Linked DNA regions of Homo sapiens: region 1 is linked to region 2. Evidence: chromatin loops called from intact Hi-C (ENCODE). Cell type or tissue: ascending aorta. All regions are shown on one strand.

Region 1 (8,000 bases), 320 kb after region 2:
GTGAGGGTTAAAGAAAGAGCGTGGAGGCTCTACAGCAAATGCAGGCTTTATGTCCAGCATAAGACCTACAGAGGTGGGGCACCGGCTTAATGCCAGTGCCTACCATCACCTACAGGCTGCGGTACTTACAGGTATGCACGGGAGGGGTCTGGGCAGTGTGGCTTGCAGCCTGGGAAGATGTTTATAAGACGTTCCCATGATGAGGCAGTTTGACCCTTGTTCCCACAGAATGAGATAGTGATGTTCCTCGGACTTTTTCCCAACAGAATGTGATCAAGTCAGGCAGCTGGGCGGGCTGTTTCTCACCTCACCGCCCGAACCCCCGTGAGATGTTTCACTTTGACCAAAGTCTGCGAAATGGCAGGGGGCTTACAAAATGGTACAGTTTGGGCCGGGTGGTGCAGTGGCTCAGCCCGTAATCCCAGCACTATGGGAGGCCGAGGCGAGCGGATCACATGAGGTCAGGAATTTGAGACCAGCCTGGCCAACATGGTGAAACCCCATCTCTACCAAAAATACAAAAACTTAGCCAGGCGTGGTGGCGGGTGCCTGTAATCCCAGCTACTCAGGAGGCTGAGGCAGGAGAATCGCTTGAAGCCAGAAGGCAACGGTTGTAGTGAGCCGAGATCGCACCACTGCACTCCAGCCTGGGTGACAAGAGCAAAACTCTGCCTCAAAAAAAAAAAAAAAAGGTGCAGTGTGGACTAACAATTCTCAAGGTGGGTTTTTCAGAAGGCATGGTCACAGACAGCAGCCGTGCAGACCTAGGTGCGCCCAGCATCTCCCCACCATGGCCAGAAGGTGAACCCGGGCCTCAGGTCAGTGTGGACACAGAACAGTCTGTGGCTGGAAGGAAGCAGCTCGAGAGGGTTTAGTCTGATTAAACCAGCACCTGTCTGTAGGCCCCGCTGGCCTAACCCCATCCTGTACCAGGCTCTGTTCTGCCCAGCTCCCCAATCCTCCAACCTGTACCCCACGTTGGGCCTGTGTTCTCATAGCTCCTCCCCCGAGGAGCTCCCTGTCCATGGAGCCCAGCTCTTCCACTGGATAGGGCTCACCATGAATGTGAGCGGGTAGATTTTGTGAGGCTGAGGCCGTGCACATGTAGGCAGGCACACACTCTGGGCAGAACCTGGCTTCACATGGGCAGGGCCACTGCTGCCTCAACCACCCACAGTCACCTGGGGCATGCAGCAGTGGCCTCGTGCTGGAGGTCTCCCGGGAATATTCTCCTTGTGATGCAGGGCAGGTGAGCCCCAAAGTTGGGGCTTAGCCCTACCGTCCACAGAACCCAAGACAGCCAGGTGCCCTGCAGGGGCTAGATGGCTACTGAGTAAATGACTGACAACATTCTTGGCTAGGACTAGGAAGAATTCAAGGGCAAAACAGTGGCATTAGACAGCAACTTTTGTTGTTGTTGTTGTTGTTTGGGTTTTTTATTTTTATTTTTTGAGATAGAGTCTTGCTCTGTCGCCCAGGCTGGAGTGCAATGGCGTGATCTTGGCTCACTGCAACCTCCACCTCCAGGGTTCAAGGGATTCTCCTGCCTTAGCCTCTTGAGTAGTTGGGATTACAGGCACATGCCACCATGCCCAGCTAATTTCTTTCTTTCTTTCTTTTTTTTTTTTTTTTTGTATTTTTAGTAGAGACAGGGTTTTGCCATGTTGGCCAAGCTGGTCTGGAACTCCTGACCTCAGGTGATCTGCCCACCTCGGCCTCCCAGAAGTGCTGGGATTACAGGCATGAGCCACCGTGCCCAGCCTAGACAGCAACATTTATTGCAGAGCAGAGCTACCCCATAGGCAGTGTGCCAAGAGCAGCAGCTCAGAGGCAGTGCGGCAGCCCTATTTATAGCCACTTTTAATTATATGCAAATTAAGGGGCAGTTTATGCAGAGATTTCTAGGAAAGGGGTGGCAACTTCCTGGTTGTCAGGACTGTTGCCATGGAAAGGGGCAGTAACTTCCTGGTGTTGCCATAGCAACGGTAAACTGACATGGCACAGGGATGGGCATGTCTTATAGAAAGCGGCTTCCGCCCAGGACCTGTTTTAGGTAGTCCTCAATTTGGTCTGGTGTCTGAGCCCCGCCCACCTCACCCACTTGCTGGACTGCATCCCTCTGCTTGGGTCCTGGCCCCTGCAATCCTGAGGTGCCAGGAACCCATCAGGCAGGTCACAGCCTCCACCCCCCTCCCTGCAGCCTGACTCCAGCTCCAGCCTCAGTCACCTCCTGGCTGGTCCCGGAACACCCCAGCAGCTCCCACCTCAGGCCTTAGCCCGGAACACTTCCCAGGCAGCCCCCAGGCTCATTCTCCCATTGCCCAGAGCCTGTACTCAGAGATCCCTGTGTTGGTTTCCTGGGGCCGCCCTTACAAAGTCCTACAAACTGCGGGGCTTAAACAACAGAAATGTTTAGTCTCACCATTCTGGAGGCCAGAAATTCAAGATTGATACAACAGGACTTGTGTGTCTGTCCTTGGCTTGTGGACAGCCGTCTTCTCTGTGTCCTCATATGGTCATCCCTCTATGTGTGTCTATGTCCTCACCTCTTATAATGACACCAGTCCTGTTGGATTAGAGCCCACCCTGATGACCCCCAATGAAACTTAATTATCCCCTTAAGGATTGTATCTGCAAATGCAGCCACATTCTGAAGTACTGGGGGTTAAGACTTGAACCTATGAATTGGGAGGGATGCAATTCAGCTCATGAACCGCGCCCCCCCCCGCCCCCCCCCGCCCCCCCCCCCGCACAGAATGGTCTTCCCTGACCACTCCTGATGCCACCTTCCTACCCTAATGTGGCACATAGCACTACCGGACACAACCTTCCCCTTTCCCCTCTCCCGCCCCTCCCAGCCCATGAGGATGGAGTTCCTGCAGGAGGAGAAACAATGTTTTCCTCGCTGCCATCTGCAGTACCCAAGACAGCTGGGTACACTGCAGATGCAGGACAGTTGCTGAGTGAATGACTGACAGCCAGCCTCAGCAGGTGCATCCCCAGGGGCTACAATCTGCATGAGAAGTCACCGCCCCCCAGCCCCTGGCGTGCAGAGCATTGAGGGAAGGGCCCTGGGGGTCAGCAGATGGCAGCATGGGACAGTGGTCAGGGCTTCTGTGGAGATGCAGAAGGGCAGGCAGAGCACAGGGAGTGTCCCCACCCAAGGGACGAGCGGGGACCAAGGTCTCAAGGTGGAGCCGGCAGGGCACGTGGCCTGTGGCAGGAGTCCGGTGCTGGGTGGGGGGCTGGCTGCTGTGTGGCTCTCTCTGGAGCCACCCTCCTGGTCCAGGGAAGTGACTCTCACACCCTGAGGCTCCGGCATACCCAGGCACCTTCTCCACCTCCCACAGTCAGCTCAGCTGCCTTGTCCTGTAGTTCAGGAGGAAGGAGGGCTGCCCTGGCATTTCAAGGAACAGAATGTGATGAAGCAGATGCCAAACAGCCTGCCAGCTCCACAGAGCCTACCACAGAGCCCAGCAGGCACTGCCTGTCTCCCTTCCAACCCCAAACCCACATGGCTGGGGCATTCCAGGGACATGCACCCTCCCATGTGCCCCAACCAGCATCCGGGCCCCCAGCCCTCCTGCCAGGCTATGGTTCCCAAGGGCTGTGCTCCCCAAACCTGCTTCTTAATTAGTTTTCCCCACCACTCCCTGATGGTGCCGTACCCACAGCACATGAAACTCTTTCTAGGGTGGATGTCACGTAGCCCCCCAGCGCGTCCCCGCAGGAGCCCTATGCCTGCATGCTTTAATTAAGCAAGTTAATTACTCTCCAACTTGAGGGTCTGATCAGGCCTCCTGCTGGGAATGCCTCACGGAGCTGCTCCGGATCCCACAGCCCCCGGGCATCCCTGACTCCCACAGAGGACCCAGGTTGGGGTTCTCAGAACATCCCAGAATCTCCTGTTAATTTCACCAAGAAATCCAGCTGCAGACTCCTGGTAGAAGGAGTGCTCATCTGGGCAGGGATATTTGTAACACCCAAGGCATAAGGGAGAAAGGGAGCGTGTTCAGGCTGATGTTGGATGCAGGGGTCCCCGAGGTACCCACCTAACAGCACAGGGACTGGGTGACCTGACTTTAGCTCTGGACCCCAGGCTCCATTCCTTGTATCTCCCCCTCCCCCAGCAGGTTTAATCCTGGCTCACTTGCCCAGACCCAAGCAGATTCTCCCAAAATAAGGACCTGCATGGTCACCATCCACATGTCACTGTCCAGCACTTCACAGTTTACAAACTTTTTTTTTTTGAGACGGAGTCTCGCTGTGTCACCCAGGCTGGAGTGCAGTGGAGCAATCATGGCTCACTGCAACTTCAACCTCCTGGGCTCAAGAGATCTGTCCTCCCACCTCAGCCTCCTGAGTAGCTGTCCATGCAGATTAGATATGGGGGTATGTAATGGATTCCATGTGGGTTTGATGTGGGGATCCAATGGATCCCATACAGATTAGACACAGGCATGTGCCACCATGTCTGACAAATTTTTTAAATTTTTTGTAGAGACAGGGTCTCACTATGTTGCCCAGGCTGGTCTCAAACTCCTGGGGTCAAGCGGTCCTCCTGCCTCGGCCTTCCAAAGCATTGGGATTACAGACATGTGCCACTGCCATGGCCCCCACGTTTCTAGAGATATTGCCACACAGCAAGCACAGTGCTAGACAGTTTGCCCATTTCATCTCACCTCCCTGCAGATGCCTGTTGGAGCTCCGCCCATTGTGGATAATGGCAAACAGAAGCTCCTGAGGGTAAAAAACTAGCGCATGGCCACCTGCCTGCAGAGCTGGAGACAGAACCACATCACAGGTTCTAAAGTCTATCCAACACCTCATGGCATGGATTTTTCATTCAGCACATGTTTATTGAGCATCTACTATGTGTCAGGCACTGTTCTAGGAACCAACGACACAGCAGGGAGCAAGGAAATAAAAACTCATCCAGGCATGATGGCACTTTGGGAAGTCCCAGTGCTTTGGGAGGCCGAGGTGGGAGGATCACTTGAGGCCAGGAGTTTGAGACCAGCCTGGGCAACGTAGTGAGACCCCCATCTCTACTAAAAATAAAGCCACACATGGTAGTGCATGCCTGTAGTCCCAGCCGCTCAGGAGGCTGAGGTGAGAGGATCACTTGAGCCCAGGAGTTTGAAACTTCTGTGAACTATGATCACACCACTCTACTCCAGCTTGAGTGACAGAGTAAGACTCTGTCTCTAAAAAAGTAAAAGAACAAAAGAAGAAGTAAAAAACCCTGGCTTCATGGAACTTATATTCTAGTGGAGGAAAGAGATAATTTTCGGTTTTTTTATTTTTATCTTTTTTTTTTTTTTGAGACAGAGTCTTGCTCCGTTGCCCAGGCTGGAGTGCAGTGGCGTGACCTTGGCTCACTGCAAGCTCCGCCTCCCAGGTTCACGCCATTCTCCTGCCTCAGCCTCCCGAGCAGCTGGGACTACAGGTGCCCGCCACCACGCCCGGCTAATTTTTTCTATTTTTTAGTAGAGACGAGGTTTCCACCATGTTAGCCAGAATGGTCTTGATCTCCTGACCTCATGATCTGCCCCCCTCAGCCTCCCAAAGTGCTGGGATTACAGGTGTGAGCCACTGCGCCTGGCATTTTTTTATTTTTTTTTTGAGACAGAGTTTTGCTCTTGTTGCCCAGGCTGGAGTGCAATGGTGCGAGCTCAGCTCACTGCAACCTCTGCCTCCGGGTTCAAGAGATTCTCCAGCCTCAGCCTCCCAAGTAGCTGGGATTACAGACATCCGTCACCACACCTGACTAATTTTTCTATTTTTAATAGAGATGGGTTTTCGCCATGTCGCCCAGGCTGATCTCAAACTCCTGACCTCAGGTGATCCACCTGCCTCGGCCTCCCAAAGTGCTGGGATTACAGGCATGAGCCACCGCACTTAGCCAGAGATAACTTTCAAACATAATATTTAGGGTAAACTATGTGGTATATTAGAAGATTGTGCTACTAAAAGCCTGATGGAGGTAGGAGGGGTAGCGTACAGGGCTTGGAGGCTGAATTTCAAGTTGGAATGATCAGAGCAGGCCTCGTTGAGAAGGTGACAGATGAGCAAAGACCTGTAGGAGATGAGGGAATGAGCCACATGGGTGTCTGGGAGCCTCATCCAGCAGAGAGAACAGCAGTGCAAAGGCCCTGAGGCTGAGCATGCCTCTATGTGTTTAGACATCAAGGAGACCAGCAGCAGGAGAAGTGGCTTGAGCACAGAGGAGAGAGTTCAGAAGTGGGGGCTGCCAGTCCTGGAAAGGACTTTGCTCTGCGACATGAGTCTCTGGAGGGTTTTGAACAGAGAAGGAGAGACACGAACCCGACACCCCCCCATAGGCTTTTCCTTGGGCCATTCTCCTGTGATTAGATTGTGGGGACGAGGTGGACGTAGGGAGTGCTAATGCAGCAATCTAGGGGACAGGTGGTGGTGGCTTGGATGAGGATGGGAGCACAGGAGGTTGGATTCTAGATACATTTTGAAAGTGGAGCCAATGGGACTTGCAGATGGATTATGTATTTATGCATGGATGGGATCTAATGGTTCCATGTGTGTTAGATATGGAGGGATCTAATTGATTCCATGTGGGATAGATATGGAGGGATCTAATGGATTCCATGTGGGTTAGATATGGGGGGATCTAATGGATTCCATGTGAGTTAGATATGGGGGATCTAATGGATTCCATGTGGGTTAGATATGGGGGGATCTAATGGATCCCATGTGGGTTAGATATGGGGGATCTAATTGATTCCATGTGGGTTAGATATGGGGGATCTAATTGATCCCGTGTGGGTTAGGTATGGGGGGATCTAATGGATTCCACGTGGGTTAGATATATGGGTGGATCTAATGGATTCCATGCGGATTAGATATGGGGGATCTAATGGGTTACATGTGGGTTAGATGTAGGGGATCTAATGGGTCCCATGCAGATTAGATATGGGGAGATCCAATGGATCCCATACAGAATAGACATGGTGGGATCTAATCGATTCCATGTGGCTTAGATATAGGAGATCTAATGGATCTCGTGCAGATTAGATATGGTGGGATCTGATTCTCCCATGTGGGTTAAATATGGAGGGATCTAATGGCTCCCATGTGGGTTGGATATGGAGAGATTTAATGAATTCCATGTGGATTAGATATGGAGGAAGAGATGAATCAGAGATCACCCAGGATTGGGCCCAGGATAGCAACTGAAAGAGTGGAGTTGCTATTAACTAGATGAAGAGGTCCCTTGGGGTGGTTTGCAGGTACAGGGAGGAGGTCCAGAAATTCATATTCTGGGAGATGGTAAGTTTCAGATACCTAACTAGACATCCAGGTGCAGAAGTCCAAAACGCAGTTGTATGTACAAGTCTGCAGCTTAAGGGGAATCTACCCTGGAGATATCAGTTTAGGGGTCATTGGTGAATTGATGGTTTTAATGCCATCAGACCATACGAGCTCCCCACGAGAGGGAGAGTAGAAAGAGCAAGAGGTCCAGGGTCCGAGCCCTGGGGCCTAAAGATAGAAGGTTGGTGGGGACTGGGAGGAATCAGGAGAAACCAGCCGGCAGGTTAGGAGGCAAAGCAGATTTAGGGGCCAGGAAACCGAGGGAAGAAAGTTTTCCTGGGAGGACAGAGAGAGCAACTGTGCCCAATGTGGCTTCCAAGTCAAATGGGCTGAGGACAAAGAATCTACCTTGGAGGTCACGGGGCCTTGGTGGGGGGGCAGTTTCCTTGGAGTAGGGCAGGCAAAGCCTTCATGGAGGGGTTAAGAGTGGGGGTGCAGTGGATGGAGGGCAAGAGAGCGTTGGAGCCAGGGAGGAGTTTTTTTGCAAAGCAAAACAGTATATGGGGCAGTGGCTGGAGTAGGTAGGGGGTCAAGAGAGAGGTTCGTAAGACAGGAGGAATAACAGCATCACCTCTCCCAAGCTTCTGCACGGGCGTGGAGTAAAACGAAACTCGTGTGTTACTGATGCGAAGTCGTGCCTTTGCGTCTCACAT
Region 2 (8,000 bases):
AAAAAGAAAAAAAAAAGAAATGACAGGTTGGTTTCCAACAGTCTTTCCAATGGAAATCCAACAGTAATTGCAATTGGCTTTTATTTTATTATTATTATTTATTATTATTTTTTGAGACAGAGTCTTGCTCTGTCTCCCAAGCTGGAATGTAGAGGCACGATCTCGGCTCACTGCAACCTCTGCCTCCCAAATTTAAGTGATTCTCCCGCCTCAGCCTCCCGAGTAGCTGGAATTACAGGTGCCCGCCACCACGCCCAGCTAATTTTACATAACTGGCTTTTAGAACAGTGGTTCTCAGCTGCAAACCCTGAATCTGTAGATTCATCATCACCTGGGAGCTGATTAGAAATGCAAATTCGTTTTTATTTTTTGAGACAGAGTCTTGCTCTGTTGCCCAGGCTGGAGTGTAGTAGTGCAATCTCAGCCCACTGCAAACTCCACCCGCTGGGCTCAAGTGATCCTCCTACCTCAGCTTCCCAAGTAGCTGGGACTCCAGGCGCGCACTACCACGCCCAGCTAATTTTTGTATTTTTTTTGTAGAGACGGGGTCTCGCCATGTTGCCCAGGCTGGTCTTGAACTTCTGGGTTCAAGCGATCCTCCCACCTCGGCCTCCCAAAGTGCTGGGATTACAGGTGTGAGCCACTGTGCCTGACCAAAAATGCAGATTCTTGAGCCCTATCCCAGAGGTATGGACCTCCAGAGAATATAATGGGTGCTAACGTTGAGAACTACTCTTCTAGAAGAAACCCTGTTGTTGCACAGTAAACAGAGGGTGAACAGCAAGGAGACCTGAGATCTAGTCACAGATCTGTAGCCAATTAGCTGTGACCGCAGACCAGAGCCAAATTGCTGTCACCTGGAACCTGGGAACAGGCTTGGGTCTGAGCAAAAGTTCCCAGCCTAGAATCACCTGGGTACCTTTTTCTTTTCTTTTTCTTTCTTTTTTGAGACAGGGTCTCACTTTGTTACCCAGGCTAGAGTACAGTGGTACAATCTCAGCTCACCACAACCTCTGCCTCCCGGGTTCAGGTGATTCTCCCACCTCAATCTCCCAAGTAGCTGGGACTGCAGGCACACGCCACTATACCTGGCTAATTTTTGTATTTTTAGTTGAGTCGGGGTTTTGCCATGTTGGCCAGGTTGGTCTTGAACTCCTGACCTCAAGTGATCTGTCTGCCTCAGCCTCCCAAAGTGCTGGGATTACAGGTGTGAGCCACTGCACCTGGCCTCTGGGTAGCTTTTTGAATTCTGATGCTGCTACACCAGAGTCCATACTTTATGATTCAATTTATGTTAAGTTGTAGAACAGGCTGAAACTAATTTATAACAGGAATAATCAGATCGGTGGTTGCCTGATTGGCAGGTGGGAGTGGATCGACTGAGAAGGTATACAGGGGAAGTTGTGGGATGATGGTGATGTCCTGTCTTGATGGAAATATGGGTTATATGGGTGCATGCATTTGTTAGAATTTATTGAGTGGTATACATAAGATTTGTACATTTTACTATATTCATTACAAATTTTATTTTTGTAGAGACAGGGGTTTCACTGTGTTGCCCATGATGGTCTTGAACTCCTGAACTCAAGTGATCCTCCTGCCTTGGCCTCCCAAAGTGCTGGGATTACATGAGCCACCATGCCTAGCCTAGAATATTTGATTCTTTTCTTTTATGCTATGTTATTATTTAAAGCCATGATTTAGATGATGCTCTGTCTCTGGTCTGGATTGCAAGTTTATTCATTGGAAAAATATGATCCATATTGCAACATGATCTTCAGGAACACATCGAAGCAAAAAGGAAGAGACTTATGTGCTTTCTGTCTTTTTTTCTGAGACAGTCTCGCTCTGAGTGTAGTGGTGCCATCTCGGCTCACTGCAATCTCTGCCTCCCGGGTTCAAGTGATTCTCCCACCTCAGCCTCCTGAGTAGCTGGGATTACAGGTGTGTACCACCATGCCCAGCTAATTTTTGTATTTTTAGTAGAAACAGGGTTTCACCATATTGCTCGGGCTGATCTCGAATTCCTGAACTCAAGTGATCCACCCGCCTTGGCCTCCCAAAGTGCTGGGATTACAGGAGTGAGCCACCGTGCCTGACCTATATGCATATTTTATATCTAAAGAAAAAAGGACTATAAATAAATATGAGAGTCTTGTTATAATATGTGTGCTGAAGTGTTTAGGGGTGAAATGTGCTACTGCCACAATTCATTTTGAAATGCCTCAAAATTGAATGGTTTGAGGGATGGATGGTTGAATAGATTATATGATAAACTGAGCATAATGAAATGTTAATTGTAGAATTCAGGGGTGGGTATATGGATGTTCACTGCAAAATTCTTTCAACTTTTCATTAAGTTTGAACATTTCCTAAAAATTTTTAATTCTTTTTTTTTTTTTTTTGAGACAGAGTCTCGCTCTGTCGCCCAGGCTGGAGTGCAGTGGCGTGATCTCTGCTCACTGCAAGCTCTGGTTCCCAGGTTCATACCATTCTCATGCCTCATAATTCATTTATTTTTTAGAGACAGGGTCTCTCTCTGTCTCCCAGGCTGGAGTGCAGCGATGTGATCCTAGTTCACTGCAGCCTTGAACTCCTGGGATCAAGGGAAGCTCCCTTCTCAGCCTCCCAGGAAGCTGGGACTACAGGTGCGCTCCACCACATTTGGCTAATTACCCAGGCTGGTCTCAAACTCTTGTCCTCAAGCGATCCTCCCACCTCGGCCTCCCAAAGTGTTAGGATTACAGGTGTAAGCCCCACACCTCAAAAGTTTTTATAAGAAAACACTGAAGGGAAATTCTGAAGCTGAGACTCTACACTTACATCTGTTAATGAGATCTTTCCTCAATTAAATATTCTACAATTGGGGGTTGGTACATTTCTCTGTCAAAGGCAACAGTTTTTAAGCCATTCATGTACACATGTTCCTGGGAAAAGTGACACTGTGGGAGATTGTTGGTTTTTTTTTTACCCCTGAAAATTAACTTATTGGGGAATAGGTTCATGATCTCTCCACAGGTTCCAATAATGAGGGGAGACCTGGGTTCTGCACCTGGCCTTGTTGTCGTGGTTACTGTTGCTTTCAGGAGATGGCACCAGGTGTGTCTCGACTTGTACTTGCTTTAGCCAAATATGGCCACCAGGAGGAGCAGTCACCCCACAGTTGCCTGGAGCACCCACACTCTTCAAACTCACGGCTTGAAATGTCACCTGTGGCCGTCTGAGGTCATCCATCGTTATTTTCTTTCTTTCTTTCTTTCTTTCTTTCTTTCTTTCTTTCTTTCTTTCTTTCTTTCTTTCTTTCTTTCTTTCTTTCCTTCTTTCTTTCTTTCATTCTTTCTTTCTCTTTCTTTCTTTCTTTCCTTTCTTTCTCTTTTCTTTCTCTTTCCCTCCCTCCCTCCCTCCCTCCCTCCTTCCTTTCTTCTTTTCTTCCACTCTCTCTTTCTTTCTTCCCTCCCCTCCCCTCCCCTCCCTTTCCCTTCCCTTCCTGACAGAGTTTCGCTCTTGTTGCCCAGGCTGGAGTGCAGTGGCCGGATCTCAGCTCACTGCAACCTCCACCTCCCAGGTTCAAGCGATTTTCCTGCCTCAGCCTCCCAAGTAGCTGGAATTACAGGCACCTGGCACCATGCCTGGCTAATTTTTGTATTTTTAGTAGAGACGGGGTTTCCCCATGTTGGCCAGGCTGGTCTCAAACTCTTGACCTCAGGTGATCCACCAGCCTCGGCCTCCCAAAGTGCTGGGATTACAGGCGTGAGCCAACATGCCCGGCCATCCACGGCTATTTTCATCATGCCTGGCTTTCCCCTTGTTGGTTCAGTCACCCTCAAAGGACAGAGCCTCTGTGCCATGGGCCCTCCCCCGAGATCTGTGCATTGCCTAATGTGACTGGACCCTCCTCCTCACCCCCCATCCTGCCCCAGCTCCTCTGATGACATCATCGGCTCTGGAGCCGCCACTCAGTCTCGTGCAGGAGGGTCCGCTCCCTCTGACCACGCTGGTCCCTCAGGACCCCACTTCCCCCGGCACTGTCTGGTGCAGGGACTCTTTCTCCTTTTATACCCCATGTACCACAGAAGCTAAGGTAGGGTCCATATCCTCCATGCTTCCTGTGGTCACATCCAAGATATTTCTCTTCCAAAGGCAGCAGAGTCACCTGCTGACCCTCTCGGTGACTGCTGTCTGCTGGTCTTCCGCTTGTACCTCCTCATCCATTGAGGACCTGGTCTCCTGGTTGACCGTGTTCTCCATTCTTTTTGCCGTCTTGTGCCCGAGGGCGTTCATCACCCATGTGGACAGGCCAGGCTACTCCCAGTCTCTCTGGGCACCAGGACAGCTGCAGCTCCAGTGAGCTTTTCCAATGTGCCTCTCAGCTACCCCTCCCCGCGGTCACACCTGGGACCCTTCATCACCCGGAAAGGAGACTTCAGACAGCTCCCGGCTGACCTCTCCTTTCTCGTTCCAGAACTCTCTGCTTGGCCTCAACGCCTCACTGCCACTCTCTATATGGTCATTGCCTTCCTTAATCGTGGTTCATAATTAAAATCAACTCCTGCAGGGCGAGGTGGTTCACACCTGTAATTGCAGCACTTTGGGAGGCCGAGGCAGGTGGATCACTTGAGGTCAGGAGTTCGAGACCAGCCTGGCCAACATGGCAAAACCCCATCTCTACTGAAAATATAAAAATTAGCCAGGTGTGGTGGCGGACGCCTGTAATCCCAGCTACTCGGGAATCTGAGGAGGGAGACTCGCTTGAATTTGGGAGGTTGGAGGTTGCAGTGAGCCGAGATCACACCACTGCACTCCAACCTGGGCCACAGAGGAAGACTCTGTCTCAAAACAAACAAACAAACAAAAAAAAAACTCCTTTGTATTTCTCCTGACATTGTTCCCCTCAGCAAGGGTGACACAAATGGGCCGGATCTCTTGCATCTGCACCTGGACAGTCAAGCATCACTTTATTTATTCGTCTATTTATTCATTTACTTATTTATTTATTTATTTTAGAGACAGAGTCTCACTCTGTTGCCCAGGCTGGAGTTCAGTGGTGTGAGCAGAGCTCATTGCAGCCTCCACCTCTTGGGCTCAAGCGATCCTCCCACCTCAGCCTCCCTGTGAGCTGGGATCACAGACATGCACCACACTGCGCCCAGCTAATTTTCTAATTTTCTGTAGAGATGAGGTCTTGCCATGTTGTCCAGGCTGCTCTTGAACTCCTGGCCTCAAACAATCCTCCTTACCTCAACGCCCCCAAAGTGCTGGGATTACAGGTGTGAGCCACAATATCTGGCTGCACTTTCACTTTTTTTTTTGAGACAGAGTTTCGCTCTTGTCACCCAGGCTGGAGTGCAGTGGTACGATCTTGGCTCACTGCAATGAATACATAGATGAATAAATAAAGTGAAAGTTTAGCTGAGTGTGTGCTTTCCCAGTGGGGCTTGGCTGTCCAGATGCAGATGCAATAGATCCAGCTCGTTCATGTCACTCTTGCTGGGGGGAACCATTTAAGGGTTCAAGCCATTCTCCTGCCTCAGCCTCCTGAGTAGCTGTGATTACAGGTGCCCGCCACCACGCCTGGCTAATTTTTATATTTTAAGTAGAGATGGGGTTTCACCATGTTGGCCAGGCTGGTCTCGAACTACTGACCCCAGGTGATCCACCCACTTCGGCCTCTCATAGTGCTGGGATTACAGGCGTGAGCCACCGTGCTCGGCCTGGCTGGGCTTTCACTTTAATTTCACAGACTTCAAATGGGCTGCCCGGCAACCCCTCTACATTCCCCCAGGAAGTTTGCAACAGCGATTTCATACTTCCTGTCTCTCTCCTCAAACTTCCTGTGCTTCCTCCCCTCCCTCCCTTCTGCTCAGCTGAAGCTTACATCTCTAATGTTATTAGAAGCCATCAGAGTGAATGCTCTTATCTTCCCACCACCCACCGGCTGTGTCTGTTCCTTCCACTGTCACTGTGTAATAATTGCCCTTCTGGGGCTGGATATGGTGGCTCATGCCTGTAATCCCAGCACTTTGGGAGGCTGAGGCGGGAGGACTGCTTGAGGCCAAGAGCTCAAGACCAGCCTGGGCAACATAGTGAGACTCCATCTCTACAAAAAAGTTTAAAAATTAGCAAGGGGCCAGGTGCCGTGGCTCATGACTGTAATCCCAGGACTTTGGACAGCCGAGGTGGGAGGATTACCTGAGGTCAGGAGTTCAAGACCAGCCTGGCCAATACCATGAGACCCCATCTCTACAAAAATACAAAAATTAGCAGGGTGCGGTGGCTTGCACCTGTAATTCCAGCTACTTGGGAGGCTGAGGCAGGAGGATCACTTGAACCTTAGAGGTGGTCCTTTGTGGTCTGCACCAAAGAGCTTCCCCAGAAGAGTGATCTACTGGTAAACCCGTACCCGCTTCTCACTCCAAAAATGGCGACTTGTAGCATTCTGCTGACTTTTTTTTTTTTTTTTTTTGAGATAGTCTCCCTCTGTCGCCCAGGCTAGAGTGCAGTGGCCTGTTCACTGCAACCTCCACCTCCCAAGTTCAAGTGATTCTCCTGCCTCAGTCTCCTGAGTAACTGGGAATACAGGCGCCCACCACCTCGGCTGGTTTTGTATTTTTAGTAGAGACAGGGTTTCACCATGTTGGCCAGGCTGGTCTTGAACTTCTGACCTCAAGTGATCTGCCCTCCTTGGCCTCCCAAAGTGCTGAGATTATAGGCCTGAGCCACTGCGCCCGGCCCGCTGACTCTGCCTCGTGAATTCTCCCATCGCACTGGCTCCAAGCCATCCACATGGTGTCACTGAATGGGCATCTGGGAAGAGATGCATGCAGTTGGCTTTTGGGGTATTGGTGGGCTACCTGCCCCGCCCATGACCTGCTGAAGGTGACAGGAGGGTTGGGTATGGGACGGTTGGGAAAGGAGAGGTGGGCTGCACCTCCTCAGAAGCAGAGGAGTCAGTGCTCTGGCCAGGCCATTTCTTGGCAGAGTGACTCTCATTTAAGCTACACCTGGCTGGGCGTGGTGGCTTACACCTGTGGTCCCAGCACTTGGGGAGACTGAGGTGGGAGGATTGCTTGAGCCCAGGAGTTCGAGGCTGCAGCGAGCTATGATGGCGCCACTGCACTCCAACCGGGGTGAACAGAAGAAGACCCTGTCTCAAAAACAAACAAAAAAATCTGGTCGCAGTGGCTCATGCCTGTAATCCCAGGACTTGAGGGTCACTTGAGGCCAGGTGTTCAAGACCAGCCTGAGCAACATAGCCAGACACCCAACTCTAAAAGAAAAAAAGAAAAGCTAGACTGGAGGAAAATGCTTAGAGAGAAAAAGCTGTATTCTCAGGCTCTCATGAGGAAAGTTGAGGTTTTCTCTCCTTTTTGTGTAGAAAAATCCACTGGGATGTGGCATTCTCATTAGACTGTAGTTTAAACAGGACAGGCTTCCATTTGCAGGTGAGAACTTTCGTTTTCACAGCCAGGGCACAAATGTCAGACCTTTTCATGGGATGAATCTGAAATTTGGAAAATCACTGTCATTTTTATACAAATGAAGCCCAGGTGGTTCTCTCTATAGAACTTTCTAGTTAAAAAAGAGGGCAAAAGTCTAATCTCTGAATAGGAATTCCCTGTTTCTTGCAGGTGAATTAATTGCTTTCTGTCTTGGGCTATTTACAGAATACTGATGACAAGCTGAGAGGAAGGAGGAAAAAAATCTCGTAAAAAAAGAGGAATTTTTAGTCACAAAAAGGAAATTATGCCTGCTAAGTGAGACAAGATGTGAATTGGCCTTAAAAAGGAGCAGACATGAATGTTAAGTGGCAGCTTTGTGCTGAAGGTGGGCAGGCGGCCTTGAGTGGCTGAAGAGGAAGACCGGGGGTGTGGAGGCGGTGGATCCTTCTAGAACCTTCTAGAAATTCTGTCCCTTTTAACTTTTTTTTGTCTCGCTCTGTCGCCCAGGCTGGAGTGCAATGGTGCCATCTCGGCTCACTGCAACCTCTCCCTCCTGGGTTC

Evidence for each region. Peaks named below come from ENCODE experiments on the same cell type or tissue, not always from the same donor. Only the 100,000 strongest peaks of a DNase experiment are listed, where the experiment ranks them.
Region 1: a loop joins it to region 2, with 4 times the contacts of the local background. A loop is called at or near these places in 74 of 110 quality-filtered maps.

What each region holds. Positions count from the first base shown.
Region 1 is chr7:98,752,210-98,760,209 of GRCh38, forward strand. No RefSeq gene overlaps it. Among named protein-coding and RNA genes, the nearest start is that of TMEM130, 110 kb to the right of the region's middle. RefSeq lists enhancers at 1,743-2,273, 2,274-2,801 and a silencer at 3,162-3,211. In ascending aorta, a CTCF peak has its summit at 3,086 (motif pointing right); DNase peaks (open chromatin) are centred at 2,091, 3,101 and 3,432; H3K4me3 peaks cover 776 bases; H3K27ac peaks cover 5,439 bases.
Region 2 is chr7:98,430,349-98,438,348 of GRCh38, forward strand. No RefSeq gene overlaps it. Among named protein-coding and RNA genes, the nearest start is that of BAIAP2L1, 33 kb to the left of the region's middle. In ascending aorta, a CTCF peak has its summit at 3,125 (motif pointing right); a DNase peak (open chromatin) is centred at 3,143.